Linked DNA regions of Homo sapiens: region 2 is linked to region 1. The links are chromatin loops, found by intact Hi-C in ENCODE. Cell type or tissue: HepG2. All regions are shown on one strand. Each heading gives the region's core, and the rest is flanking DNA. Links, peaks and the distances in the headings are about the cores only. Region 1 overlaps ZFX (zinc finger protein X-linked). Region 2 has its middle 72 kb from the start of SUPT20HL2.

Region 1 (16,141 bases), core at 3,949-7,948:
TGCAAATGATATTTTCACAATCAAAATAATGTAAGCACTGAGTACTGATTTTCTACTTTATTGGAAGGCTAATGGTTATAGAACATACATGGATTGGCTGGGCGCAGTGGCTCATGCCTGTAATCCCAGCACTTTGGGAGGCCAAGGAAGGTGGATCACCTGAGGTGAGGAGTTCGAGACCAGCCTGACCAACATGGAGAAACCCCGTCTCTACTAAAAATAGAAAAATTAGCCGGGCGTGTTGGTGCATTCCTGTAATCCCAGCTACTCGGGAGACTGAGGCAGGAGAATCGCCTGAACCCGGGAGGCAGAGGTTGTGGTAAGCTGAGATCACGCCACTGCACTCCAACCTGGGTAACGAGCAAAACTCCATCTCAAAAAAAATAAACTTAGATGGATCAGCCTCAACAATACAAAGTAAACATAGATTGGAAGGTAGGCTGAACAGCTCAAGGAAAGTGGAGGGCAAAGGCACTGATATCCTCATCTTAAAAAGGAGGAGTCAAAAGATACTGTCCACATTTGATGGAACAAGAAATAAAGATGTTAATGTATTACTTAAATTCTAAAAGGCAAAGAACCAAAAATTGTAACACACTTATCATGAAAAGTCACGGGAAAGGGAGGTGAGAACAAAAGTGAGCAAAATTGTCAGCTATCACAACAGGACGTGAAGAAAGAACATATAAAACAGAAGTAATAAAAATCAAGAAAGTGGCCGGGCGTGGTGGCTCATGCCTGTAATCCCAACACTTTGGGAAGCCAAGGTGGGCAGATCACAAGAGACCAGCCTGGCCAACATGGCAAAACATCGTGAAACGTCTCTACTAGAACTACAAAAATTAGCCGGGCACGCCGGGCATGGTGGCTCACGCCTATAATCCCAGCACTTTGGGAGGCCGAGGCGGGCGGATCATGAGGTCAGGAGATCCGAGACCATCCTGACTAACATGGTGAAACCCCGTCTCTACTAAAAATACAAAAAAAGTTAGCCAGGCGTGGTGGTGGGCATCTGTAGTCCCAACTAGTCAGGAGGCTGAGGCAGGAGAATGGCGTGAACCCGGGAGGCGGAGCTTGCAGTGAGCCGAGATCGCGCCACTGCACTCCAGCCTGGGCAACAGAGCGAGACTCCATCTCAAAAAAAAAAAAAAATTGGCACGGTGGCAGGCACCTGTAATCCCAGGTACTCAGGAGACTGAGGCAGGGACAATTGCTTGAACCTGGGAGGCAGAGGTTCAGTGAGCCAAGATCACGCCACTGCACTCCAGCCTGGGTGCAGAACGAGACACCGTCTCAAAAAAAAATCAAGAAAGCGTATTATTTACAATCATATAGATAAGTACCATTAGAAATAGCTGAAAGAGAAGTACAGTGTAAGTCCTCACGTAATGTCATTGGTAGGTTCTCGGAAATTGTGACTTTCAGCCAAACAACGTAGTATATAACAAAAGCAGTTTTTTGGCCGGGTGCAGTGGCTCACGCCTGTAATCCCAGCACTTTGGGAGGCCAATGTGGGAGGATCACTTGAGGTCAGGAGTTCGAGATCAGCCTCGCCAACATGGTGAAACCCCCATCTCTACTAAAAATACAAAAATTAGCCGGGCAGGGTGGTGCATGCGTGTAGTCCCAGCTACTTGGGGGGCTGAGGCAGGAGAATTGCTTGAACTAGGGAGGTGGAGATTGCAGTAACCCGAGATAGCACCACTGCACTCCAGCTGGGGTGACAGGGTGAGACTCTGCCTCAAAAAAAAAAAAAAAAAATTTTTTACTGTAGGCTAATTGATATAAACAAGAGTTAAGTTCCTATGGCACATTTCTGGTCACAAAAACATCACCAAACTTCTAAATATAGTCTAAAACACTTGTAGCATTAAACATGGAAATAAATGTGGGCTACACATATATTTAAGAAAGAGTAGTAAAAACAAGATAATTATTTGCCCAGTGATTCTAGATCAGGGTCATGGGTGTAGGAGCCTCTCCAGCAGCTCAGGGTACCAGGCAGGAACCATCACAGGGCATGCTCACTCACATTGGGACAGTGTAGACATGCCAATAAACCTAATGTGCACAGCTTTGGGATGTGGGAGGAAACCCACATGGACATGAGGAGAATGTGCAAACGCCACAGGGACAGTGGCCCCAACAGAAAGTCGATTTTCTTTCTCATCAACATTATAAGGAAATAACGTGTTATTCCAGGACCTGCTACAGTTGCTTTGGTGGGGGGGAGAAGGGTAAGCCAGGAAGAACAAAGGGTAGGTAAGGCAAAGGATTACTGCTTTAAAATAGTTTTTCACTGGATAAACACAATATGGTCTATCCATACAATGGAATCCTATTTAGCCTTAAAAAGGAAGGAAATTCTGACACAAGCTACAACATGAATAAATCTTGAAAAATCATGCTAGGTGAAATAAGCCAGCCACAAAAGGAAAAAATACTGTATGATCCCACTTATAAGAGGTAGCTAGGGTAGTCGAATTCCTAAGAGACAGAAAGTAAAAGGGTGGCTGCCAGGGGCTGAAAGGAGGGGATCGGGGAGTTAGTGTTTAATGGATATAGAGAGTTTGTTTTGCAAGATGAAGAGTTCTGGGGATGGATGATACTGATGGTTGCTCAACAGTGTAAATGCACTTAATGCCACTGAACTGTATACTTAAAAAATTGTTAAGATGGTAAATTGTAGGTGTATTTTATAATTAAAAAACAATAATTTTAAAAACTAAATTAAAAGCTTTTGCCACAATTCCACAACTATCACCTCTCCTTTTTTAAACATCCCTCATGATACCTGAAGATATTTTACTGAAAAAAGTAATTGCTTAAAGAGGAAAAGCTAATTTGGGACCTTTAGTAAATAGAAAAGCTAATAATAAAGGCTCTAGGGGATTGTTGCTTGGCCCATTTGGCTTTTATCATTATTGAGATATAGTTTACATAACAAAATTATCCATTTTAAAGTGTACAATTAAGTGATTTTTAGTACATTCACTGTGGTGCAACCATCAGCACCCTTCTAATTCCCCATAAAGAAACACCATACCCATTAGCAGTCAGGCCCAACTCATTCTTCCCCCAATCTCCTGGAAACCACTTCTCTACTTTCTCTATGGCTCTGCCTCTTCTAGACATTTCACATAGATGGAATCATACAACATGTGGTCTTTTTCGCCTGGCTTCTTTCACTAAGCATAACGCTTTCGAGGTTCATCCATATTGCAGCATTCAACAAAACTTAATTCCTTTTTATGACTGAATGATATCCCATTGTATGGATATACCACATTTCAGTTATCCATTCATCAGCTGATGAACATCAAGGTTGTCATCACTTTTTGGCTAATGTGAATAATACTGCTATGAATGTGCAGAAGTTTTTGTGTGAACATGTTTTCAATGGCCCATCTGGTTTTACATCTTTAAACCAATATACTAGTGTCTGCTAATGACACTAGAAGGGCATAACATGGAAGTACTAAGCCTTTGGAAGTATAAAAGAAACAACAAGACCTGAAAGATAAGAAATGATCTCTTAAATAAAACCCAGAAAAGAGAAGTCATTAAACAGTCATTAAAATAAGCTCCAATAAAATCTTTTTTTTTTTTTTTTTGAGACAGGGTCTCGCTCTGTCACCCGGGCTGGAATGCAGTGCACAATCATGGCTCACTGTGGCCCTGACCTTCTGGGCTCAAGCAACCCTCCCACCTCAGCCTCCTAGGCATGTGCCACCACACCTAGCTATTTTCTTTTTTTAATTGTTTCTAGAGATGGGGTCTCCCGATGTTGTCAAGTCTAGTTTGAACTCCTGGGCTCAAGTGATCCTCCCGCCTCAGCCTCCAAAAATGCTGGGATTACAGGTGTGAGCCATTGTGCCAGGCTTCAAAATCTTAACACTGCAACACTGATTGCCACATTTCAATAAAGATTGAAAAGATCTTGTGCTCGTCTTGAGAACAACTGAAATTATCTAGGAGGCACAAACAAGAGGGAAAATCTATGCCATGAGGACACAATCAGTCTCAAACTCTAATTAAACTTGAAGTCAATAAACCTACGGCCAATACTCACAAGGTAGACATAAATTCATTCACTAAATCCCAGCCTTCCAGACACCTGATAAATCTTTAAACAGGCTAATCTGAGAGAAAAATAAAGATGATTTTACTTCCTAAGTAAGTTACCTCAAGGGGCAGTATGAATACACAAATCTTTTCTAAAGTTTTAACAAGATTCACACCTGTGATCTTGGGACTGATGTCAATGAGGGAAACCAGGCCTTTCCTTACCATACACCTCACTATTGCTAAGATAAAATTAGGTTCTGTGAACAATGAGCCTATTCTAACTTACTATGGCAAGTCTAATAGTCTTACTACCTAATTACCAGAATGTTTTTTAAACCTCTAACCCCAAAATCCAATCAAAAGAAAAACTGTAGGATAGACTTGATATTATTCAACATCCTCAGGGTCCCTGTGTGGATGGCTATTTAATACTCAATGAAGGCCGGGCTTGGTGGCTCACACCTGTAATCCCAACACTTTGGGAGGCCAAGATGGGTGGATCACCTGAGATCGGGAGTTTGAGACCAGCCTGGCCAACATGGCAAACCCCCATCTCTACTAAAAATACAAAAATTAGCTGGGTGTGGTAGCGCACACCTGTAATCCCAGCTACTCGGGAGGCTGAGGAAGGAGAATCGCTTGTACCCAGGAGATGGAGGTTGCAGTGAGTCAAGATCGCACCACTGCACTCCAGCCTGGGGGGACAGAACAAGACTCCATCTCGGAAAAAAAAAAAAATCCAATGAAGATATCAAAGATGGGTATTTCCTCCTAAAAGGATATCTGAGCAACTATTATGTCCCAGGCACTATGGTAAGTAGTTTCCCTGTATTTTATTATGAAATCAATGACGACAACCCCAGAACTTAGATGTTCTGTCTCTACTTGACATATGTGAAAACAGAGCACCTAAAAGACTGAGTAACTTGCAGGAAGTATTCTGTCAAGAAGGCAAATGCTTTAGTAGATAAATACATTTAAATTTCACTCTTAGACCTTCCTCTCTTAACTTCCTCCTCAGGAACCCTCTTTGTGGGGTTAAAATTCCACCTTATTTTTATTATATAGCCTATAAGAGACTTGAAAGAATTGGGTACGATCTGATCTCCTTTAATTCTTGAAACATTCCTAGAGCGATTCAAAGGTTTAGTGAAATTAGCCTCATTCCGTAGACGAGGAATTAAAGGAACAGTGCCAGTCAGGTCCCTGTCCTAAGTTAGAGTGATCTGTAGCATGGTGTCAGAGACCTAAGTAATGAAAAATAGTTGAATAGGTCTAAAACTAGTAAAACAATAACTGATTTCTTTATACATTCAGGAGGAAAAAAAAGGAATAACTGTTACAATCCCACCCTGTACCTGCCCTTACCCAGGAAGAATTCCCTGATGGGACAACAGAAAGGTCATAATGAAGCTAGTCGAGATTGAGCCTTGCTAGCCCAATGGATGCTACTGACTGAAAGCCTCTGGATGATAACCACAGCAACAGCTAGCAGTGACTGACAGGATCTCTCATTCTCACAACCACCCTGGAAGTCAAGCAGTATTGCTGCCATTTCACAAATAAGGAAGCTAAAACAAAAAGGTTAGTTAACTTGCCCGAATTCATTCAGCTAATGAGTAGCAGAGCTGGTATCCAAATCCAAGGCTGCCTGACTCAGCTGCAAGCTGAGTTTCCATATACCAGATGTTGCTTCTCTAAGATAGGCAAGGAGAGGTATGTTCTCTCTCTCCCTCTCTCCTTTTCTCTTCCCTCCCCAAGCCCATTACCTCACAAAGTAATCATATATCTGTTCAAAGGGCAGGGTGACATTTTTGTCTAGGTTTCAGCAGATAAACAGTAAATATTAACCACAAGGCCAGTCTGAAGCTCCAATTGCTTGTAATGCTTTCAAAATAGAGACCTTTTCCCAACCTTGTTTTTGGCAGGGGAAGGGAGAAACTAAAACATCTTTGCCTTATTTGAGTGCTTTATTCTTGTTATAAAGCTAGCCAACACCTAGATTGAACATTATACTGAAAACTCTTAAGTCATTAATTGTAGTGTTGATTTCTAAATAAATTTCAGTTTACAGTAAAGATACAATTTTAGATGGATTAAAATAACCACTTTTCGAATTTTATCTGAAAAAGCTTTAAAAAGATGCTTGAGGTGACTACAGTTAATAACAATGTACTGTATACTTGAAAATCACTGAGAACAGATTTTAAGTGTTCTCACCACAAAAAAATAAGAATGTGAGGTAATATACGTTAATTAGCTTCACTTAGCCATTCCACAACACATACATATTTCAAAACATCATGTTGTGTACCATAAATATATACCATTTTTACTGGGCAACTAAAAAAATTTAATTAAAAAATAATGAAATAAATTTTAAAAATCTTCAATACACCTTCTCCAAAATATCCTTAGTTCAGTAAATAACACTTTTCTCACATTTCAGAAATATTCCCATGTAGATATATAGTTTTCAAATTCCAAACTTTTTCCTGTGTTTTATCAAATGGTTTTTAAAAAATTGGTAGGGTACATACATAAAAATAATAAAATACATACCTAGCCAATAATTAACCCATGGAACAAAGGAGTAAATATTTTACTATCTCTTCTGTGCTAATAGTCCCTAGAATCAATCAATAAACTATTAGGATGTGTTGACCCTCAGAGTTTATACATTAAAGATAGGAGTTTGGACTTTATGTATTTATTTGCTCCCTGGTTTAAAAAAACTGGTAGGGTACATACATAAAAATAATGGTAAAATACATACCTAGCCAATAATTAGCCCATGGAATGAAAGAGTAAATATTTTACTATCTCTTCTGTGCTAACAGTCCCTAGAATCAATCAATCAACTATCAGATTGTGTTGACCCTCAGGGTTTATACATTAAACATAGGGGTTTGGACTTTATGTATTTATTCGCTCCCTGAACCACGTTTTATTGGATGTCTACTATGACCAAAGTCATGCTTAATTAGGAGCTAATATTAGAATGACTGGTCAAAATACCTAAACTAGATGGCCAGGGCAAACCAGGGCCACCTCATTACACATTTGCAGGAGTCCCTTTACATTGTAGTTGTATGCAGCAACCCTGTAAATAAATCTTTAGCATGTCCATCTGCTCCTCTTCTAGTAACAGTTTTGCCATGTGCCCAGTTGCATAAGCTGGAAACCAAGAAGTGAGCTGCAAACCCTCCCCTCTTCCTCAACCCTAAATTTAATCCAAATTCTACTTCCTACATATGTCATGAATCAGTTTCTGCTAAATTCTACCGATAAAACCTTATTTCAGGCCAGGCGCGGTGGCTCACGCCTATAATCCTAGCACTTTGGGAGGCCGAGGCAGGCGGATCACGAGGTCAGAAGATCGAGACCATCCTGGTTAACACAGTGAAACCCCGTCTCTACTAAAAATACAAAAAATTAGTCAGGTGTGGTGGCACGCACTTGTAGTCCCAGCTACTCGGGAGGCTGAGGCAGTAGAATCGCTTGAACCCAGGAGGCGGAGCTTGCAGTGAGCAGAGATCGCACCACTGCACTCCAGCCTGGGTGACAGAGCAAGACTCCATCTCAAAAAAACAAAACACAAACTTATCTCAAACTATTATCATCTGTTTCTTACCTAGACTACCACAATAACCTTCCGAAATGTACTTTTTGTTTCTGAATTCGCTCTTACCTTGCGCCTGCCCTGAACATTGCCATTATCTTTCTAAACTATAAATCTAAACATGTTATTATTAATCTGCCTAAAATCCTTTAACAGCTTCCCACGTCCAAAAAGTAAAGCAGGCGTCTATGTTCAAGAGCCTTTATGTTTTGGGCCCTATTTGCCAATCTTCTTTCTCACCACTTCCTCCATCCTCCTCACCAGACATTATTAGCACCCAAAGAATAGGTCTCTGAACACTCAATGATGTCTCACATCTCTCTGCCTTTCTTCCCTCCTCAGCCACCTCATGAACATTTTATTTTATACACCCTTCAGATTGAGTTCATCTCAAATTATTTTTTAAAGCTTTGAAAACAGTTTTTTTTTAATCCTTGTCTTTGAAAAGCAAATACTGAAATACTTATGAAAAAAATGTTATGTGGAATTTGCTTAAAATACAGGAGGGAGGAAAATGAATAGGAGATAAAATAAACTTGGTCAATATCTTCAAGTGAGCTTCCATAGAACTTCAGTTTATAACGCTTTTGTAGCATTTGTCTCCCTCAAGCGTACCAAAAAAAAAATTTTTTTTTTTTTTGAGACAGTCTCACTCTGTCACCAGCGTGCAGTGGCTAGAGTGCAGTGGCATGATCTCAGTTCACTGCAACCTCTGCCTCCCGTATTCGAACGATTCTCCTGACTCAGCCGCCTGAGTAGCTGGGATTACAGGTGCGCACCACCATGCCCGGCTAATTTTTGTATTTTTAGTAGAGACAGGGTTTCACCATGTTGGTCAGGCTGGTCTCAAACTCCTGACCTCGTGATCCGCCTGCCTCGGCCTCCCAAAGTGCTGGGATTGCAGGCGTGAGTCACCGTGCCCAGCCCCATCCTCTTAGTGCTTCTAAAGTACTTTCTATATCTATTTACATACCTTCCTACACTCAACTGTAATTGCCTGTTTCTGTTTATCTTCCCTCCCAGACTGTGAACTTAAAAAGCCAGGGACTTTGCTGTTTATCTCCAACCCCTAGTGAGGTTCGCAGCTCATTATGGCTGATCAATAAATGTTTTCTGAATGAATGAAGGCAAAAGAAAAATCAACACTGGCAAGAGTAAAAGTGATAGCGTATATATGATTCCTTTTTCTCATGTAAATACAAATTTGAAAAAAATTAATACTTTTCAGTTAGAAAAACAACAGGATGGGGTTTGGAAGCTGTCTGGGCTTCTGCTAGAATGAGTTAAATAAAAAAAATGCTTAAACCCTCCCAACAAATTATTGTTTAACATTGTTGAAATTTGGAATTCATTATTATTGTAAATTGTAGTTATCTTTGGAATTCTATTTGCCTCCCCCATCTACCAATAAGCACTATTTATCATGAACTCTACTGCTTTGTAGTATTAAATTATACACACATACATACAAACATACAAACACAGAGAGAGAGACACAGAGAGAGAAAGGGGGGGCCAATAAGAGAATTAAGAGTGGACACTTTGGAATAAAACATAACTGGTTTCAAAGCCTCACCCTAATGCTGCTGGGAGTGACCTTGGAGAAGCTATTATTCGAGGCTGCAGTGCACTATGATCAGACCTGCAGATAGCCACTGCACATCTACAGGCATGTATGTATGTATGTATGCCTGGGCAACACGGTGAGATCTCATCTCAAAAACTAACTATATTTTCAATTCCGGCACATAGATATCATTTATTGAAGATTTACTATTACCTATTTTTATCAAGAGACAATAGCTACTGGTAGGGAAGAAATTTATCGTTAATGCCTTGGATGAGGCATGATGTACACGGACTTTCAGCTATAACATTCATATATTCACTTATTCAACAAATATTTATTTCATACCTAATATACATACGGTGTGATGGGGAAGATACATAAGCAGCAAAGATGCAGTAAATAGTTCCTGTCCTCAAGAAACATATAATTAACTTAGAAGCCAATCATAAAATCTAGATTGCAAAGACTGAAGAAGGCAGTCATCCTGACCTCAAAGGTAGCTATATACTGTGACAATGAACATCTGTGTCTATATACACAACCATGATATTATAAAGAATGAGGACTGCTTCATCATCATTTATTGTTGTTTTGTGTGGTTTTTTGGTTTTTGATTTTTTTTTAAGAGATGGGGTCTCGTTCTGTCACCCGGGCGGAAGTACAATGGTATGATTACAGCTCACTGCAACCTCGAACACCTGTGCTCAAGGGATCCTCCTGCCTCTGCCTCCTGAGCAGCTGGAACCACAGGCACATGCCACCACACCAGCTAATCTTTTTTTTGGGGGGTTGTGGGGAGTAGAGATGGAGTCTCGCCATGTTGCCCAGGCTGGTCTCCAACTCCTTACCCTCGAGATCCTCCCACCTCAGCCTCCCAAAATGCTGGGATTACAGGTGTGAGCCACCTTACCTGGCCCATCATCATTTTAAATGAGACGTGCAGAGGGAAGAAACCTGCCAAGATGGATACTAAAGACATTGTAAAAGCTGTTTATTAGACACTCAGATCCAGTAACTTACTGAAATTTTTAAAGAAGAGAGTAGAAAAGAGAGTACTTGGACATCTGGCCACATTTCTGACCTAAAGATAGAGTGTTTAATAAATATAAGATTCAGAAATACTACCATCTCTCATCATAATATGAAAAGCATTAAAGTTGACTACCGATAATGGTATCTTCACATTCTCTATCATGGATTAAATCAGCCCATAGTTCCTCTATATACTTACGACAAAACCTTTGTTAATCCTTAACTTCTGAAATCAATATAGGTGTTTTAGGGGGGTTTTGGGAGGGGTTGTTTTTTTTTTAAGAAACAGGGTCTCATTCTGTCGCCCAGGCTGGAGTACAGTGGCGCAATCAAGGGTCACTGTAACCTCTGAACTCCTAGGCTCAAGCGACCCTCCCCCATCTCGGCTTCCCAAAGTGTTGCGATTACAGGCATAAGCCATTGTGCCCGACCTCAATATAAGTTTTAAGTTAAAATGCATCATTAAGGCCGGAAGCAGTGGCTCACGCCTGTAATCCTAGCACTTCGGGAGGCCGAGGTGAGCAGGTCGCTTGAGGCCAGAGTTTGAGACCAGCCTGGCCAACATGACGAAACCCTGTCTCTACTAAAAATACAAAAATTAGCCAGGCGTGGTGGCACGCGCCTGTAGTCACAGCTACTCAGGAGGCTGAGGCAGGAGAATCACTTGAACCTGGGAGGTGGAAGCTGCAGTGAACCAAGATCATGCCACTGCACTCCAGCCTGGGCGACAGAGCAAGACTCTGTCTCAAAAATAAATTAATTAAAATAAAATGCATCATTAAGTATCTTTGCTGGGAGGCACAGCCAAGAGAAATATTAGTTAATTCTAAAGTGTTCAATTGGTTTGATCCCAAAGCCAATAGTAAATTAAATTTTAAAATATGATCATTACTTTGAAAGGAAAGGGGATGATGAAGTAGAGGGAAGTAAGAGTGCAAAAGTGGCTGTAGAGGCCGGGCAAGGTGGCTCACACCTGAATTGAAGAAATTGGGGAGGCTGAAGTGGGCAAATTGCTTAAGCCCAGGCTGGTTCAAGACCAGGTTCAAGACCAGCCTGGGCAACATGGCAAAACCCCCTCTCTACAAAAAATGTAAAAATTAGGCGGGTGTGGTGGCACATGCCTGTCATCCCAACTACTCGGGAGGCTGAGGTGGAAAGATTGCTTGAGCGCAGGAGGCAGAGGTGGTAGTGAGCCGCGATGGCACCACTGCACTCCCAGCCTGGGTAAGGGAGCGAGACTTCATCTCAAACATAATAATAGAGAAGACAAAAGATACTACTAAAGGCCACCATCTCTAAACCCAACTTAAAAACAACCATTTCATTATAGTGAAATAGGGGAATAGCACATGTGTGCACGCAAATGCTCATGTGTGTATGTATTTGTTTAAATGTATCTCTGCATTATTTGAGTTTGGATATGTTTTATTTTAAAAGGAAAGAAATTATATTATCAAAATATATACACATACATAAAACATATATTAAAATATATAAAATACACTAATAGCCATTTATGTTCATCCATATTTACTTTTTCAGGAACATTAAAATCTATATAAATTAGAAGAAACCCAGGGCCTAAAGATGACTATAAATAAAATTTTTAATGAAAATTTTACAAGTCTGTAAAATTTTACATGTCTTGTATTACAAATTCTGTAATACAAGAACCTGATATGCTGAGTAAATTGTTACTAAAGCAACTTCTGGGTTTTTTTCAATGACTTCCTTGGAGGGCTGAACTTCCTAAAAGAGGAGAAAGTAAAGGCAAGAGATAGTGCGCAGTTAAAGGGCAAACCAATACCATGCATTTTACTCCTTAGCAAAAAAGCTGAGGAAGACAGAAAGGGCAGAAAGTGCAGAGAGAAGTCAAGGAGAAGCGAGAGTGCTTTATCCTCTTCAGTATTTCACCAGGCCCTCTTCCCCTCACAAACTGGGACGAACTCAACTCTCTGCTTTCTCTAGCCTTGGTCCTGGGTTGCCCGGTCTTGTAATAGAAAATCTGGCAGTCGTAAGGGTTGAGTAACCCTTATCCAAAATACTTGGACCAGAAGTGTTTCAGACTTTTGTGGATTTTGCAATATTTGCATATACACAATGAGATATCTTAGGGATGGGACCCAAGTCTAAACATGAAATTTATCTGTGTTTCAGCCAGGCATGGTGGCTCACGCCTGTAATCCCAGCATTTTGGGAGGCTGAGGCAGATGGATCACTTGAGGTCAGGAGTTCGATCGAGATCAGCCTGGCCAACATGGCAAAACCCCGTCTCTACTAAAAATACAAAAAAATTAGCTGGGCATGGTGGCACGTGCCTATAATCGCAGCTACTCGGGAGGCTGAGGCAGGAGAATCACTTGAACCCAGGGGGTGGAGGTTGCAGTGAGCCGGGGTGGAGGTTGCAGTGAGCCGAGGTGGAGCCACTGCACTCCAGCCTGGGAGACAGAACAAGACTGTCTCAAATTAAAAAAAAAAAAAAAAATTATCTGTGTTTCATATACACCTTATACACATAGCCTGAAGGTAATTTTATACAATTTTTTAAAACAATTTTGTGCCTGAAATAAAGTTTATATACATTGAACCCTCAGAAAGCAAGTGTCAGGTGTGGAATTTTCCACTTGTGGTGTCATGTCTGTACTTAGAAAGTTCTGGATTCTGGAGCATTTCAGATATTGGATTTTTGGATTAAGGATGCTCAACCTGCATTTTAAAATAGCATTTTCGGCCAGGCGTGGTAGCTCACGTCCGTAATCCCAGCACTTTGGGAGGCCGAGGCGGGTGGGATCACCTGAGGTCAGGAGTTCAAGACCAGCCTAGGCAACATGGTGAAACCCCGTCTCTACTAAACAATACAAAAATTAGCTGGGCATGGTGGCGAGTGCCTGTAATCCCAGCTACTCGGGAGGCCAAGGCATGAGAATCGCTTGAACCCGGGAGGCGGAGGTTGCAGTAAGCCAAGATGGCGCCATTGCACTCCAGCCTGGGCAACAGAGTGAGACTCCATCTCAAAAATAAAATAAAATAAAATAGACTCCTAACCTCAGCTGGCCCCTCAATGCGGTTCAGCAATCTATCTCATAAATTCTTGGCTTCCTACACTGGCCCATCCCCTAAAGACTAAAGCTTTTCAACCCTTTGCCATTATCCTTCAGCTTTCCACCCAGCCTCTGCAGTCCTTCCATATGTGCAGATGAACCTGCTTCACAGACAAAATAGCTCCCAACATTCAAGTACTCCTTTTACCTTCTGTCCCTGGAAAGGGGCCTCATCCTTAACTGTCTTCCTGTCTCAGAGAAGGGGACTCACTTTCCCTCTCCAGGACTTACCTAACAGCCATCTCCTGCAGCCCTGGACCCCAGTCCCTTCCCCTTCTCTGGAACCTGCTCCACTAGCCCATCCTTTCTTTATCTTCAGGTTCTCTCTGTCCAGTGATTTTTTTTTTCCCTTAAGTCTATAAACATGTTCAACTTACTTTCGCCATCCAGGCAACCATCAAAAGCTATACTCCCACCTCTTTAGTCCCTTTGCTGACCAAAATGGCAATTTATCCAAACCGCTTCACCTAACTCTACTTCCACTAACTTCTCAATCCATCACAGCTCATCTCTTCCATCTCCTCTCCAATAGCCCATGCCTTACTGAACCTACTCTAATTTAGATACCAATGACCTCCTAAATGCCAAACAAAAAAGCCTGCTTTCTCCTCAGTGGCTGATAACTTGTAGAAACTCTATCCTTAACAGTGTTGGAAATACTTTTTCTCCTCCTTCTCTTCCCAAAACCTCCTGATTTTTCAAGGACTCTTTTCTGCCTACTTCTTAAATACCTAAAGGAGCCATACTTGACACTCTCACTCGACAAGCATGCTCTGGAGACTACCATCCATTTCCATATATGATACTGCCTACATTCTGTTGTCCTAAATTTCTTCCTCTAGCAACAAACTCTCTCAAAAGCACCAAAGTCATATTTTCAACTGCCTAGAAGAAACATCCACCAACAAGCAATTCAAACTGTAACAGATCCTAAATCTTCCCCCTTCCCCCACCTTCCCCCACCAAACCTACTCCTCCTTTCAGGTAATGGCATGACTAGGCATCCAATCTCCCAAGGTAGAACACTTAGGGTCATCCTTGAATTATCTTTCTTCCTCAAACCCCTAGCCTCTTTTATCTATCATCGAATCTCATCCATTTTTCTTCCTAATCTCTCTTGAATGCAGCTACCTCTCTGTCCCCTTTACTATTATTAACGTACTTCAGATCATCTTATATATGAACCATTTCAACAGTTCACTGCCACTAATCTCTCCCTCACTTAAGTCTTATTCCACATACAAGGATCATCATCCTAAAATAAATTCAAAATTGAAACAGGGTAACGTATTTTTCCCTATCAGAATGGCGAAAACTAAAAAGAAAAATAATACTCTGTGTTGGTTCCAGTGTAGGGAAATGAACATTCTCATCAACTTGGTGAAGGGAATATTAAGGCAAAATACCAAGAGAATTTAACCAAACTTCAAGCATAACCAAACTTGTAAATGTGTACACCCTTTGATCTATCAATTCTATTTCTACAAATTTATTCTAAGGAATAAAATAGAACGTACACAAAGATATAAAAGTGTATCCTAAAGTTCCCATCATTATCAGCAATATCAGCAAAGGCCAGAACTTTTTTCTTTTTTAATACACTATACTATATGCCTGGAATGTCTTCCTGCCACCCGTGCCCTTCATCCTGTAAAACTAGAATTCATCCTTGATTTCAAAGGTCAGCTACTCCATCCCATCTCCATGGCAGTTTAGTCACACCTCTGCATCACACTACAAACTTTCTCTCCCACAGCAGATCAAAAGCTCTCCAGGGATAATGGTCTTATGTATGTATTTATTTAGCACATATCTGTATCTACGCTACCTACAACAATGTCTCACACATTCAGGGTCCAATAAACGTGTTGAATGAAGGCATTTTCTTCCCTTTTCCACAAATAATTCTTTGATTTTCAAAATCTCAAGAAGTTTTCAAAGGAGTTTCAAAATCTCAAAGAAGTTTCCTAAAATGCTGGTGGACTCCAGTATATTAATGTTATATTAAATTCCTGTATGAAAACAGGTATTCGAACAAAGCAAATATTCTTGTAAATTTATAAATAGTCTGTGAATCCTTTATATTTTAAGTTTAGTTCCTTAAGGCATAAGAATTTCCACACTGGGTCAGAACCGTGGCCTAGCCAATCTAGAATTTTATCTCCGAAATTGGTACCAAGAAGTATGTTGTAAGAAGATAACGGTTGTCTTTCCAGATGCTAAGATAAACATGTAAAGGTGTGTTTCAAAATACTTTACTTTTCTCCAATAACCTAATATGAATCCATCATACTTGATACCATGTTTTGGAATCATGTTTCATACTATACCAGAGCTCTTTTTCATGTTATCTGTTATGCAGTGTTTTACATATTATATAAGTACATAAGTATTACATAAACAGTACCGTGTATCCATATTCAAGAAAATAAGTAGCAGCGTGATACCTCACACCTGTAATCCTCCCACTTTGGAAGGCCAAGGCAGGCGGATTGCCTGAGCTCAGGAGTTCAAGACCAGACTGGGCAACATGGCAAAACCCCCTCTCTACTAAAAATACAAAAAATTAGCCAGGCGTGGTGGTGCGTGCCTACAATCCCAGCTACTTGGGAGGCTGAGGCACGAGAATCACTTGAACTCGAGAGGCAGAGTTTACAGTGAGCTGAGATCGCACCACTGCACTCCAGCCTGGACGACAGAGCAAGACTCTCCCTCCGAAAAAAAAAAAAAAGTAAGTAGCTTGGTTAG
Region 2 (16,141 bases), core at 5,972-9,971, 52 kb before region 1:
GGGTTCCAGCGATTCTCCCACCTCAGCCTCCAGAGTAGCTGGGATTACAGGCGTGTGCCAACACGCCCCACTGATTTTTGTATTTTTAGTAGAGACGGGGCTTCACCATGTTGGCCAGGCTGGTCTTGAACTCCTGACCTCAGGTGATCCATCTGCCTCGGCCTCCCAAAGTGTGGGATTACAGGCATGAGCCACCGTGCCCGGCCGAGACCAATTTTTTAAATGCTTACTTTATTTAAAGAATAAAAGACATGATTTAAAATATCTGCAAGAAGAAACAACTCTAAACAGTGATCCTTCTTGGTTTCTAATACCATATTCTCCAGTGAAAGGAACCAGGGGCTTGGCGTGGTGGCTCATGCTTGTAATCCCAGCACTTTGGGAGCCCGGGGCAGGCGGATCACAAGGTCAAGAGGTTGAGACCATCCTGGCCAACATGGTGAAACCCTGTCTCTACTAAAAATACAAAAATTAGCTGGGCGTGGTAGCATGCACCTGTAGTCTCAGCTACTCGGGAGGCTGAGGCGGGAGAATCACTTGAACTGGGGAGGCAGAGGTTGCAGTGAGCCAAGATTGCACCACAGCACTCCAGCCTGGGTGACAAAGCAAGACTCCATCTCAAAAAAAAAAAAAAAAAAGGGAACCCAGGGTTCCTTGGAGAAATTGTTGATTCTAGGACTGGGGCGGGGAAAATACAAAATGAGCCTGGAGCATCTTGAAGGGCCAGAGATAATGAAGTGCTCAAACAACAAAATGATGGGGCTGTGTCAAAGGGACACAGGAAGCACCTGAGGGGAGCTAGCAATGGCCAAAGCTGGAACAATTTGGACAGGGGAAATAAAATGAAGAATGTAGTACTGAATTATAATCTGAAGCATACAAGAAATATCCGGCGGGGTGCAGTGGCTCATGTCTGTAATCCCAGCACTTTGGGAGGCCAAGGTGGGCAGATCACCTGAGATTAGGAGTTCAAGACCAGCCTGACCAACATGGTGAAACCCCATCTCTACTAAAAATATAAAAAATAGCCGGGTGTGGTGGCGCATGCCTGTAATCTCAGCTATCCGGGAGGCTGAGGCAGGAGAATCGCTTGAATTGGGGAGGTGGAGGTTGCAGTGAGCTGAGATGGTGCCACTGCACTCTAGCCTGGGTGACAGAGACTCTGTCAAAAAAAAAAAAAAATCCATGACTCAACAGTAATATAAACAATTGAAAAAATTAATAAATGAAATGAGGCAGAATGGACAGTCTCCTATATGGAAGAATTCTACATGATTTATGTAGCTACGCACTCCCCAGGGAGGTAAAACTTAACTCCCCACACCTTAAGTACAGGCTGTGCTTAGAGTTTTACTTCCAATGAAGACAGTATTAAAAGACTGGGGTGGAAAATAACAGCAGAGAAACCTCACGAGCACCATCTTGGCCAGGTGATCAAGGTTAATGTAATCTGTGACAAGTCACATTGATAGCATGTGTCCTTGATGGTGATGTGATGAGGGCCCATCACCTCTGCAGCCTCCTTCCTAAAAACCTGTAACCTTAGTCTAACCATGAGAAAAATATCAGACAAGCTTAATTTGAGGAATAGTCTGCAAAATACATGACCAGCGCTCCTCAAAACGGTCAAGGTCACCAAAAACAGGTGAAGTGTAAGGAACCGTCGCAGTCCAGAGGAGGCTAAGAAGATGTGATGACTATACATAACATATCTGGGAGGGATCCTGGAACGCAGAAAAGACGTTGCGGGAAGCTAATGAAATATGAATAAAGTCAGGAATTTAATAATATCAGTATTGGCTTATTAGTTGCAACAAATGTACCATAATGTAAGATGTTAACAATAGGCAAGACTGAAGGCAGGGTATATGGGAACTCTCTGTACTATCTTTGCAGCTTGAACTTTCTGTACTATCTTTGCAACTTTTCTGTCAGTCCGAAACTGTTGTCTTTGGGAGGCCAAGGTTGGTGGATCACTTGAGGTCAGGACTTTGAGACCAGCCTGGCCAACATGGTGAAATCCCCATCTCTACTGAAAATACAGAAATTAGCTGGGTATAGGAGCACATGCCTGTAATCTCAGCTTCTTGGGAAGCTGAGGCAGGAGAATTGCTTGAACCCTGGAGGCAGAGGTTGCAGTGAGCCAAGATCATCCCACTGCACTCCAGCCTGGGCAACAGAGCGAGACTCCATCTCAAAAATAAAATAAACTACTCTAAAATCAAGTTTACTTTGTTAAAAAAAAGATGACCCCAAAACTTGGAAAAACAAACATACTTTTGTATAAAAAGATGACCCCAAATACTTGGAAAAACAAAATAGACCTTCTAGAAATAAAAAAACACTCAGTAAGCAAAATTGAAAATTCAGTGGATAGGTTTAACAGTAAATAACATAGAGATGAAGAAAGAATAGCCAGTTGGAAGATGGTTCAGAAAACATTATCCAGAATTTAGCATACAGACAAAAACAAAATACAAAGAGAAGCTAACATGGGAAATAATGTGAGAAGTCTAACATACATGTAGTTGGAGTTCCAGAAGGAAAAGAGAGAGCAAGAATTAGGTAGAGGCATATTTGCAAGTGACGGAAGCTGAGATAAAAGACATTGATCCGTATATTCCAGAAGCCCAATGCATCACAAATAGGACTTTCTAAAATCCATACCTAACACATCGCATCAAAACTGAAGAAAAAGTCTTCAAAAATAAAAATTTAAAAATAGTCATGAAAGATATATTACCTACAAAGAAGAAACAGTGGACTTTTTGACAAAAATAAAACATAATTTCAATGAGCACAAAGAAAAATAACAATAACAATCTATACTTAGTGAAAATGTCCTTCAAGAATAAAGGAGAAGGCCGGGCGTGTTGGCTCACACCTGTAATCCCAGCACTTCAGGAGGCCAAGGTGGGTGGATTACCTGAGGTCAGGAGTTCAAGACCAGCCTGGCCAACATGGTGAAACCCCGCCTCTACTAAAAATAGAAAAATTAGCTGGGTGTGGTGGTACCCGCCTGTAATCCCAGCTACTCGAGAGGGTGAGAAAAAATGAGAAAAAGAAGAAAACTAGACAACAGAAGTAGAACCACAGAGATTCAGATGAGGTTATTAGATTTCAATTTAAAAATTACTGTGGTTAATATGTCCAAAGACTTAAAATATTTAGGCCGGGCACGGTGGCTCACGCCTGTAATCCCAGTACTTTGGGAGGCCGAGGCAGGTGGATCACTTGAGGTCAGGAGTTTGAGACCAGCCTGGCCAACATGGTGAAACCTCCCCTCTATTAAAAACACACAAATTAGCCAGGCGTGGTGGTGCACGCATGTAGTCCCAGCTACTCGGGAGGCTGAGGCAGGAGAATCACTTAAGCCCGGGAGGCAGCGGTTGCAATGAGCTGATATCACGCCACTGCACTTCAGCCTAGGCAACAGAGGGAGACTCTATCTCAAAAAAAAAAAAAAAAAAAAAAAAAAAAAAAAAAAAAAAAAAAAAGATTTTAAGTTTGGCAAAAAATTAGAAACTAGGAAAAGAAGAACCAAATGAAAATTGAAAACAAAAAAAAATACGGTAACAGAAATTGACTTGATCAATGGGTTTAACAGTATATTATGCACAGCTAACAAAATAATTGATGAACTGGAAGATAGATGGGGAGAAAAAAATCCATGACAAAGTACAGAAGGAAAAAAAGAAGAAAACAGGGTAAGAAACATAGGTTACAATGACTAGATCTAACAAAAGGGTAATTGGAGTTCCAGCAGGAAAGAAGAGATAAGTTGGAACAAAGGCAATATTTTGGAGATAACAGCTCACAATTTTCTAAAACAAATGAAACATATGAGCCATATATTTAAGTATCAATATTAATCTAAAGCAGGATAAATACAAATAAAACCACAGCTAGGTACATCATAGTCAAATTGCTAAAAACGAAGAAACAAAATCTTAAGACACAGACACACACACACACACACAAAGGCAATTGCCTTCAAAGGAGCAATAGGACAGCTAGCTTCCCAACAGAACAAGTTTGAAGAAACTAAAATGAGATCTTCAAAATGTTGAGAGAAAATAACTGCCTATCCCAAATTATATATTAATTGGAAATAACCTTCAAAATTGAAGGTGAAATAAAAATATTTTCAGACAAAAGGCTGACAAACTTCCTTAAAGGAAATACTAAAAGGTATCCTTCAGGCAGGAAGAAGTTGATCCCAGATGAAAGTTTGTATTTGCAGGAAGGAATGAAGAGCAACTGAAATTGTAAATATGTGGGCCATTCTAAATTAATACTGACTATAAAATACAATGAAAATAATGTCTTGGGAGGCTTAATATACACAGCTATAATGGCATATAGGTCAGGAGAGGGTATAAATGAAGTGTTCTAGAGTCCTTGCATTGTCTGGGAAGTAGGCAAAAATGCCAGTTAACATTAGACTTCAACAAATCTAAAATGCATGTTGCAATCTTACAACTACAGCCCATCAGTTTTACTCCTGGGTACGTGCCCAAGAAAAATGTGTGAGCATGTGCACCAAAAGAGAAGTGTAAGAATGTTCCTAGCAGCAGTATTCGAGATAGCCCCAGATGTCGATAGAGAAAAATAAATTGTAGTAGATTCATCCAATGGAACAAAACAGAATCAGGGAGTTCCAGAAAGTCTCCATGGTTTGACAGTCTTTCCCAGCACTGCCTCTGGAATGAATAGACTTGCTTCACTCCGTTTAGGATTAAAGGATTAAAAGTTCCGGAGGAGTGAGTCACCCTCACATACTTTCGGCAACATGCTGGCACCTTGGCTCTGTTGAAGAGATTAGAGGAAGAATCTGGAAGATGTTGCCTTCAGGGGCCTCTTCATTTCTGTAGTGAGAGTTCTGCTAGATCCTCGATTTATCATTCCACCAAGATGGTGCACACCTAGGGAACTGGCCAGAGGTGATCATGCGTGCTGTCAGGAAGGATGAATGGATGTGGGTGGTACCGCCTTCCCCCACGGAATAGTCCATCCCTTTGGACATAGCTTCCCATAGATAAACTTTCCAAAATTCTGTTGCCTAAAATAATGTGATTTTTTCCTCTTACAACGGAAAGTGGACTCACATTTCCCAAAGAGAGACACACCAAAGTCTCTTCCATTTCTGCACCTACCTCCAAGATAAAGATCTTTGGATCAGACCTCTGCCTCTTCTAATTTCATCACAATTCTGTAACCTATGGTCTAAATAGCAAGTTTATCCACATTGAGGAAAAAGGAGCCAAAGAGATGAGAAATTGTTTATGAACATATATATTTGGCAAGGAAGAAAATTCGAGGATCAGCAACAGTCTTTGTGTTTGCAAGTAGCTATGAGGCTCCTGTCCTCTCTCATGCAATCCAAATTCCTCTTCCCTTGCTGGTGTGAGGTGATCCAAGCTTTACTTCCTGAGGGTCCATGCCCTTGTTAGTCCTGCCTGTTTGGGTATTCAGTGGTATTCCATTAACTGTTACCTAGGGACGCCCCCTGAGTTCCAGCCATCCTCTGTCCTACCCCCATGGTGCAACAGCAACCTATTTTGATTTTGCACTGATTGGAGGCCATCAGTCCAGCCAATGTCCTAACCCTGTTGTCATTGCCTTCACACAGTGGGTGTGAGCAAGCACTTTGTGGACTGCATAACCCCAGTGGCTCTCTTTAGATTGGTGACCTTGCTGAAAGCAGTGGCTCCTCCTCACCCCAGAGGGAGAGGCTGTCTGTGATCTCAGTTTCTCACAGTCTCCTCCAGTGCCATCAGCAATGGCAGCTCATGTTCTCAGAACTGGTATGCAACTCCCCCAAGTAGTTGGCACCAAGGCTCAAATCCAATCCCCACCCCCACACCCCCACACAGACACACACAACTCCTCTCATAGGAGCCCTGTAAAAAGGGAGAGGACCTGCCAATTAATATATGAAAAGATTGTCAGCCTCACTAATAACCAGGGGAATGCAAACTAAAACAACAAGAAATCATTTTCACCTGCCAGATTGGAAAATATGACATTTTGGCAAAGATTGGGGCAAACAGGCAATTTCATTACTGCAGGAAGTATAAATTGGCACGGTCATTTTGGTGAGCAATTTGGGAGTGTGTCTAAGTCTTTAAAATGTTCACATGATTTCCCCTCCCCTCCCCAACATTTCCTGTCTTAGGTGTCTTCCCTAGAAAAGGACACTCTGACATGGACAAGCAGGCGGTGTTCACTGTAGCATCGTGTGGAAAAAATGAAAATCTAGAAACAACCTATAAGTCATCAGTGGGAAAATAAGTTTTCATTTTTTTATAGCTAAGAATTAACTAGATCCACATGTAGCAACAGGGATTTCAAAACTGAATGAGATGGTTGAGTGGAAAAAAGTGAGTAATGAAAAAAGTGAATGATATGGAAGGAGAGTATCATTGTTGCAAAAACAAACACATGTGTTTATGTAATTTTTTTTTTTTAGGTCTGGAAAGATTTACTCCAAACTCATAACTGAGGGTGGGGACAGGTGGGGAGGAGAGGGACCTAGATTGAGTTACTGTCAAAGAGGACTCTATTTATAACGTACTTATTTTCATAAGGAGAGTGTATTCATGTTATACTCTTGCAACAGAAAATTAATGATTAAAAAAAAAAATACATGTTCCTCTGGAAAGTGTACCTAACCTTCGAACACTCATTCACATGGTATATGATCAAGATTTACCTTTTGTGACATCTTTGCAGGACTACAGACTGAGTGGCCCCAGAAGCGTCCAAAAGTTTTCCCCTGGGAACACAAGGTCTAACAGGCTAAACGAGCAAGCACAGTAGAAAGTTTTTACTGAGGCTTATGAAGCCAAATTCAAACAGGAAACTTCTAAAGCTTTTGAAAATCCATCAGAATTAGTTTGGGCCCCTGAATTAGTTACCTACTGCTGCATAACAAATTATCCTAAAACGTAATGGCTCAAAACGACACATTTCTTTTCTCACAGTTTCTATGCTGCAGGAATCAGGGTCTCTCCCAGGGCTGCAATCAGAATGTTCACCGGGGCTACTGGCTCATCTAAAGGTTTCACAAGGGAAGGATCTGTTTGCAAATTCACTCACGTGGTTGTTGGCCAGATTCCGTTTCTCACAAGCTGTTGGACTAAGGGCCTTGGTTCCCCTGAGGGCGTCAGTTTCTTGCTGGTTGTTGGCCAGAAGCTGTTCTCAGTTCCTGGCCATGTGAACCTCTGCATGGGGTGGTTGACAGCATGGTAGCTGGCTTCCTCAGAACAAGCACGCAAGAGGCATCAGAGACAGTTTGCAATCAAGACAGAAGCCACAGTCTTGGCCAGGCGTGGTAGCTCATGCCTGTAATCCCAGCACTTTGGAAAGCCGAGGTGGGCGGATCACTTGAGGACCAGAGTTTGAGACCAGCCTGGCCAACATGGCAAAACCCTGTCTTCACAAAAAAATACAAAAATGAGCTGGGAGTGGTGGCATGTGCCTATAGTCCCAGCTATTAGGGAGGATGGCTTGAGCCCGGGAGGTTGAGGCTGCAGTGAGCTGTGACCATGCCACTGCACTCCAGACTCAGCGACAGAGCACGACCATGTCTCAAAAAAAAAAAAAAAAAAAAAAAGGTCACGGTGTTTTGTAACCTAATCTCAGATGGGACATCCCATCATTTTTGTCCTATTCTGTTCATTAGAAGCAAGTCACTAGTGTAGCCCACACTCAGGGGATCCAGGTCAGAAGCTGCCTGTCATAGCCTCATGGGAATTCTGTGTTCCGTTCCAGCTGTGTTAACATGGGGCTAGTGGGAGTGGGATAGGGGGAAGGGAAGGGAGGGAATACTCGCTTCCAAAAGAGTCCTGAAAGAGAATTTCTGATGTTGTCAGAGAAAATATTAGTATATCCAGTAGGTGGCACCCATCACTGTGAACAAGGGTCCCCAGCCCCTTGAGAATAGCACCTAACACAACAAACTCTGGTAATAAAGATTTAAGCAGCCAATCAAATATTCTTGTTAATAGGGAATTTTTGCGTATTATGCAATTGTTCTTTAAAAAATTATGATTAATTTCCGTTCTGTTACCATTCTAAGTGATTTAGATGATTTTCAAATTTTCTTGCAGATTTTGACACGTATGGTGGCAAATTATAACGACATGTAAGGTTTTTGCACGCAAGCCAGGATGTTTTACTAAGAGAACAGTCATTCTACACTAAGGGTCCCTTAAGTTAGCATCACAACTGATAAATTCAACATGTGATCATTTGTGCCTAACAAAATATACTTCAAAAAAACGTGGCTGCGCCATTCACAATGTACCAATTCATAACTTTTAAACCTTTCTTCATATGGCTAAAATATCTAGGTTGTTATTAAAGATAATCTAGCAGTGCTTTTCTACCTATTGTATGTGACTTATTCGTGGATCAAAATAACTTGGTGGATTTTGATAAGTAAATTTATATCACAATATTTCTTGGTAAATGGTAAAATGTACATATCCTAAAATATATCATTGTAATCACTTTAAGTGTACAATTCTGTGGCATTATGTATATTTAAAATGTTGTTTAGATCAGATGCGGTGGCTCACGCCTGTAATCCCAGCACTTTGGGAGGCCAAGGCGGGTGGATCACCTGAGGTCAGGAGTTCAAGACCAGCCTGGCCAACATGGTGAAACCCTGTCTCTACAAAAATTAGCCAGGCACAATGGAGGGTGCCTGTAATCCCAGCTACTCAGGAGTCTGAGGTGGGAGAATCGCTTGAACCCTGGAGGCAGAGGTTGCAGTGAGCCGAGATAGCGCCACTGCACTCCAGCCTGGGCAACAGAGTAAGACTTCATCTCAAAAAAAAAAAAAAAAAAAAGTTGTTTAAATATCACCACTATCTATTTCTAGAGCTTTTTCATCATCCCAAGCAAAAACTGTAGCATAGGCAATAGTTTCCCATTCTTTCTCTCCCCAGCCCCTGGTAACCTCTATCCTTCTGCCTCTATGAATTTGCCTATTCCAGATGTTTCATATAAGTGGATAATATATTATTTGTCCTTTTACATCTGGTATGTTTCATTTAACACAACATTTTCAAGGTTCATTCATGTTGTAACATGTATCAGAACTTTAGTTCCTGTTTTCAATTCTTTGGGGTATATACCTCAGATTGGAAGTATTGGATCATATGGTAATTTTTTTTTTTTTTTTTTTTGAGACAGTCTTCACTCTGTTGCCTAGGCTGGAGTGCAGTGGCATGATCTCGGCTCACTGCAATCTCCACCTCCTGGGTTCAAGCGATTCTCCTGCCTCAGCCTCCCAAGTAGCTGGGACTACAGGTATGCACCGCCACGCTCGGCTGATTTTTGTATTTTTAGTAGAGACGCAGTTTCACCATGTTGGCCAGGCTGGTCTCGAACTCCTGACCTCAAATGATCTGCCCACCTTGGCCTCCCAAAGTGCTGGGATTACAGGTGTGAGCCAGGCCGGATCATATGGTAATTCTATGTTTAACTTTTTAAAAACCACCATACTGTTTTCCACAGCAGCTGCAACGTTTTACATTCCTACCAGCAATATACAAGGGTTCCAATTTCTCTGTATCCCCATAACACTTGTTATTTCCATTTTTTTATAATAACCATCCTGGTGGGTATGAAGTAACATCTCATTGTGGTTTTAATTTGCATTTACCTAATGACTAATGACGTTGAGCATCTTTTCATGTGCTTTTGGTCCATGTCTAAGTCTTCTTTGGAGAAATGTCTATTTAAGTCTTTTGCCCATTTAAAAATTGGGTCGTTTGCTTGTACTTGAGTTGTAGGAGTTCTTTATATTTTTTGGATATTAAACCCTCATCATATGTATGATTTTCAAAACTTTCCCCCATCTTTTCACTTTCTTGATAATGTCCCCTGAAACATGCAAGCTTTTAATTTAGATGAAGTTCAATTTATCTATTTTTTCTTTTGTTTCTTGTGCTTTTAGTGCCATATTTAGATAAATGAATGTCTTCATGAAATACAATAGAAAAATCACAATGTGGCCAGGCACAGTGTCTCATGCTTGTAATCCCAGCACTTAGGCCAAGGCGGGTGGGTCACTTGAGCTCAAGAGTTCGAGACCAGCCTGGGCAACATGGGGAAACCTTGTCTCTACAAAAAAAATATAAAAATTAGCCAGGCATGATGGTGTACACCTGTAATTCCAGCTACTCAGGAGGCTGAGGTGGCTGAGGTAGGAGGATCATTTGTGCCTGGGAGGCGGAGGCTGCAGTGAGCTATAATTATCCAACTGCACTCCAGCCTGGGCGACAGAGGAGACCCTGACTCAGAAAAAATCAGACTGGGCGCGGTGGCTCATGACTGTAATCCCTAATCCCAGCACTTTGGGAGGCCGAGGCAGGTGGATCACCTGAGGTCAGGAGTTCAAGACCAGCTTGGCCAACATGGTGAAACCGTCTCTATTAAAAATAAAAAAAATGAGCCTGGTGTAGTGGCAGGTGCCTATAGTCCCCAGCTACTCGGGAGGCTGAGGCAAGAGAGTCGCTTGAACCCGGGAGGCAGAGGCTGTAGTGAGCCGAGACTGTACCACTGCACTCCAGCCTGGGCAACAGAGTGGGACTCTATCTCAAAAAAAAAAAAAAAAAAAATTCACGATGCCTTACACATAGGGTAAACATTGTTTAATGAAACTCTTGTCTCAGTTACCTGTATCATGAATGAACATCTATGTAAAATGTATTTCTTCTTACAGGTCACAGTGAACATTTTTTGAAATTCATCAACGTGGAGTAATTCCCTGTCACATACTTAAATATTCTCCTTCTTCCTTCTACTTAAACACAGAAGCCTGTCACGGTGGGGAGCTTGCGCCCTTCCAAGGCAGCCTCCTGGCATTTAGATACAAATTTCAAATGGATCACATGCACCTAAATCCCTTCCAAATGACTGAAATCACAGGAAAAAAATTTTTTAATTATTTATGTATAATACCACTAGAAAGCCAAACACTATAAACCAAAAGATTTGAGGAACTCTTGAAGGAAAAACAGAAGGTGAGAACAAACCCAAGAGGAAACTGAGGAAGGAGACTGGAAAAATTGGGGAGCAATAGATGGAGTGTGCAGGGGTCATGGGACAATCTTCCAGGTGGTTAATTTGAAGACTACATGTGGAATATTCTCTCTCTTTCTCTCCCTCTTTCTCTCCCTTTCCCTACCCTCCCACCTCCGCCCCCGCTCAGCCCCCTCTTCGCCCCCTCTCCTCTCTCCCATTTTCTCTAAGGGCTTGTGCTTACTCTTTGCCTAAAACTGCCCCCGGGGCCACCATTCCCCAAGTGACAAAGGCAGCCCCACTCCACTCAACCCCATAATCCTCAAAACAAGCTTCTCCATCAGAGCCAGCATCCGTAGCCGCAAAAGCAGAAGATCTCACACAGCAAAAGGAGCACACAGACAAAAACCACAGGACACCTGAAGAAATCCATTGCCACGAAAGACAGGCACCAAGCTCAACCAACACAAGGAACAGCTTATGGAGAGATAGTTTTGTGTGTTTTTTTTCTTTCCACTCCACCTCAAGGAGCCTGCCACATCCCAAGTTAGGGGTGATAAGAGGGCTTTTTAAAAACGTAACTGATCACACCTGTAATCCCAGCATTTTGGGAGGCCAAGATGGGAGGATTACTTGAGGCCAGGGGTTTGAAACAGCCTGGGCTTAATATAGTGAGACCCCATCTCAAAAAAAAAAAACTAATTAAATGTTGAGAAGGAGACACGAACTCTTTCAGCATAATTAAGTTCAAAATATACACCAACAGGAAGTTCTCCTTCACAGAAATGTCTGATTGCTTTATAACTATTTCACCCACAAGTCACGGCATCACGATGAACTCTTCCACTGTCGACTTCCACCTTCAGGACCCTAAAGGTTTCTCCCCCTCACCTCTATCCAAGAGGGAAAGTGGATGGGCTACAATGTAACTGACAGTCCATGACAGAAGAGGAGACAGGAAGATGAAAGAGGATAACAGATAAAAAGACTAAGGAATATGGGGAAAGGGACAAAGATGGGAAGGAAATGGTTCAAGGAGGTCACTCTCTACTGACTGAAGGACCGGACACAGGTACATAAGATGAGTTGAATGGATAAGGGCCAACCTTCCAAGATCTTTAGACTCCATATGGCACAGAAGATGAAGGAAATAACCAACTTCGTATGTTTCCTTGGCTGAGGGTGTGGGCATGCTACACGTTTTACCTCTCTAATCACCCAGAATACTTTGCTTTTTCCCAAGTAGAAGACAAAGACAGGAAAAGGTCATGCAGGGGATAGTTCTTGACTGTCCTGTCCCTTCTCCAGCAAAGCAAGGGGCATAGGGCCTGGGTTATATTTGGAGTGCTGTAAACCATCTTTGGGGTTTAAGGTCTGATATTCAGATGGACTTCAGATTAAAAGTTGCATGCTGGCTGGGTGTCGTGGCTCACACCTGTAATCCCAACACTTTGAGAGGCTGAGGCAGGAGGATCACTTGAGCCCAGGAGTTCGAGACCAGCCTGGGAAACATGGTGAAACTCCACCTCTGTAAGCAAAATAATAAAAAATTAGCCGGGCATGGTGGTGCACACCTGTAGTCCCAGCTACTTGGGAGGCTGAGGCAGGCAGATTGCTTGAACCCAGGAGGTCAAGGCTGTGGTTAGCCGTGATCTCACCACTGCACTCTAGCCTGGGCGAAACAGTGAGACCCTGCCTTATTTTAACAAAAAAAAAAAAAAAAAACCTTTCATGCTAAACCTGAACCAGAAAACATTTTCACCATGTTTCACCAACAATGATGTCAAAAAATAGGAGCTGCCCAGCTCCAAGCCATGATAATTCTGACATTAACCCCAGATAGCCCAAGAGAGAGACATTGTGAAGTCTGGTATCAGAGTGGTACATCTGGTGAGAATATGCTGTTTGAATTGTATATACCAGAGAGAAAACCAAACATACGTGATATTATGTAAGTCTACCAAATCGAGAAAATCCATTGTCTTTTTAACACCTAATCTCAGTTGGGCGCGGTGGCTCACGCCTGTAATCCCAGCACTTTGGGAGGCCGAGGTGGGCGGATCATGAGGGCAGGAGATTGAGACCATCCTGGCTAACACGGTGAAACCCCGTCTCTACTAAAAATACAAAAAATTAGCCGGGCATGGTGGTGGGCGCCTGTAGTCCCAGCTACTCGGGAGGCTGAGGCAGGAGAATGGCGTGAACCCGGGAGGTGGAGCTTGCAGTGAGCCGAGATCGCACCACTGCACTCCAGCCTGGGCGACAGAGCGAGACTCTGTCTCAAAAAATAAATAAAAGTAAAACCTAATCTCCACCAATGACCAAATTTTTTATTTTTATTGTTTTTTTTGATGGAGTCTCACTCTGTCACTAAGGCTGGAGTGCAGTGGTGAGATCTCAGCTCACTGCAACCTCTGCCTCCTGTGTTCAAGCGATTCTCCTTCCTCAGCCTCCCAAGTAGCTGGGATTATAGGCTTGTGCCACCATGACCAGCTAATTTATTTTTTGTATTTTTAGTATAGACGGGGTTTCACCATGTTGGTCAGGCTAGTCTCAAACTCCTGACCTCAAGGTGATTCGCCCTCCTCGGCCTCCCAAAGTGCTGAGATTACAGGTGTGAGCCACACCACACCCGGTCTTATTCTTATTTATTTATTTTTATTTATTTATTTTTTTTGAGACGGAGTCTCGCTCTGTCGCCCAGGCTGGAGTGCAGTGGCACGATCTCGGCTCACTGCAAGCTCCGCCTCCCGGGTTCACACCATTCTCCTGCCTCAGCCTCCTGAGTAGCTGGGACTACAGGTGCCCGCCACCATGCCCAGCTAATTTTTTGTATTTTTAGTAGAGACGGGGTTTCACCGTGTTAGCCAGGATGATCTCGATCTCCTGACCTCGTGATCTGCCCACCTCGGCCTCCCAAAGTGCTGGGATTACAGGCTTGAGCCACTGCGCCTTGCCCCTTATTTTTATTTTTTTGAGTCATAGTATCTTTCTGTCACCCAGGCTGGAGTACAGCCGCATGATCCAGGCTCACTGCAGCCTTGACTTTCTGGGGTCAAGTGATCCTCCCACCTCAGCCTCCCAATTAGGTGGACCACAGGTGTGTACCACCACACCTGGCTAATTTTTGTATTTTTAGTAGAGATAGGGTTTCACTATGTTGCCCAGGCTGGTCTCAAAATCCTGATCTCAAGTGATCCGTCTGCCTTGGCCTCCCAAAGTGCTGGGATTACAGTTGTGAGCCACCCTTGCAAGATGGCCAGTTTCTTAAGAAATTGAAGTTGCTTCTGGATGGGGACAGGGGATCCATGACCAATATGCCTGCACTCACTCAGGGTCCTATTGGGCTCCACCAATGCTATCAGCTCCCTGGGACTTAGTAGCCTCTGTGAGGCTTGTGACAACATAGGCTTACCAGAAACAAATTAGTAAGAAGTACCTCTTAAGGTACCAGATCAGAAGGCTTGATCTGTGATTAGAGGTGCCAATGAAATAGTAAACAGGTGGAAGCCCCAAGAAGTGAACATCAATTAAGTGACTCCAGTGTGAGAGTTGTTCATGAACCTTAGGTCACCAAAATTGGTTTTGGTTTTGGTTTTGGTTTTTGAGGGCTGCTTTATACCCCTAGAGAGAATAGCAGAATGGACAACTACTGAAATTCACAGGCCCAATTTATCAGCACAGGTTGGTGAGAAAGGAGAAAGGGCACCTCTGTTTCTTCAGATTGGAACAACAATCACAGCAGGCATCTACTGGGGAAGAAGCCAGCAAGGCTAGAAGGGCCAGAGGCGCCAGGAGCAGCAGCTCTCAACCTCGGCTGCACAGAGTCATCTGGGGAGCTTTTTATACTGATGCCTGCCCTCCTCCCAAGAGATTCACCTTCAATTGGCCTGGCCTGAGTCCTGCAAAGAGGAACTTTGAAAGGATCCCAGGTGAGTCTAGCATGTAGCTAGAGCTAAGAACCTCTGATGTAGATGAAGGGCCTGTAATCCTAATTTATACTCAAGATGTATTCAGTTATCATGGACTTCATCATAATCTTCAGAATTCTCATAGTTGGTGTAGCTGATCTGAGGGAGAGGAAAAGGTTACCATATCTGTTCTCCAAAAGCAAGTTTACATGATGTATTAGTCTGTTTTCCCCTGCTGATAAAGACATACCCGAGACTGGGTAATTTATAAAGAAAAAGAGGTTTAATGGACTCACAGTTCCACAATCATGGCAGAAGGTGAAAGGCACATCTTACATGGCAGCAGACGAGAGAAATGAGAGCCAAGCAAAAGGGGTTTCCCCTTACAAAACCATCAGATCTCATAAGACTTATTCACTACCATGAGAACAGTATGGGGGAAACTGCCCCCGTGATTCAATTATCTCCAATTATGTCCCTCCGACAACACGTGGGAATTATGGGAGCTACAAATCAAGATGAGATTTGGGTGGGGACACAGCCAAACCATATCACATGATAAAGCTCAGATGGAGGATTCTGGTGGAGATCTGTGTGAGAGAAGTGATTCCAAATACAAGATGTACCCAGGATGAGCAAGATGCCAGTGCTTTGCATGAGCAAAGTCTGAAACCTGAATAGGGCCCCCCTCCCAAAAGTTCAGTTACAAGACTGTACCCACTAGTTTGCTTTCAGCTGAACAGAATGAGTTAGAAGTGGGGTAGCACAGGTCGGATGCGGTAGCTCACACCTGTAATCCCAGCACTTTGGGAGGCCGAGGCGGGCAGATCATGAGATAAGAATTTGAGACCAGCCTGACCAACATGGTGAAACCCTGCCTCTACTAAAAATACAAAAGTTAGCCAGGTGTGGTGGTGCGTGCCTGTAATCCCAGCTACTCAGGATGCTGAGGCAGAAGAATTGCTTGAATCCAGGAGGCAGAGGTTGCAGTAAGCTGAGATCATGCCACTGCACTCCAGCCTGGGCAACAGAGCAAGACTCCATCTCAAAAAAAAAAAAAAACTGGGTAGCACTGAGTTTTTGGCTACTCATAACCCTGGCATTTTGGAAACCCAGACACATGCAAAATGAAAGCTAAAGGGCTAGCTCCAAACATTGGGAGGCTCTGTGTGTCCTGGGTTTGCTTCAAGCCG

What was found. Peaks named below come from ENCODE experiments on the same cell type or tissue, not always from the same donor. Only the 100,000 strongest peaks of a DNase experiment are listed, where the experiment ranks them.
Region 2: it touches region 1 in a loop (2.4-fold over the local background); 1 of 110 quality-filtered maps calls a loop at or near these places.

The regions. Positions count from the first base shown.
Region 1 is chrX:24,180,367-24,196,507 of GRCh38, reverse strand. All of the region lies in intron 5 of ZFX (zinc finger protein X-linked), which reads right to left. Among named protein-coding and RNA genes, the nearest start is that of ZFX, 39 kb to the right of the region's middle. In HepG2, for the core only: no CTCF peak of the experiment used is centred there; DNase peaks (open chromatin) are centred at 5,857 and 6,847; H3K4me3 peaks cover 2,623 bases.
Region 2 is chrX:24,234,011-24,250,151 of GRCh38, reverse strand. No RefSeq gene overlaps it. Among named protein-coding and RNA genes, the nearest start is that of SUPT20HL2, 72 kb to the left of the region's middle. RefSeq lists enhancers at 1,797-1,846, 7,342-7,421, 14,564-14,753, 14,814-14,923. In HepG2, for the core only: a CTCF peak has its summit at 7,902 (motif pointing right); a DNase peak (open chromatin) is centred at 7,911; H3K4me3 peaks cover 750 bases.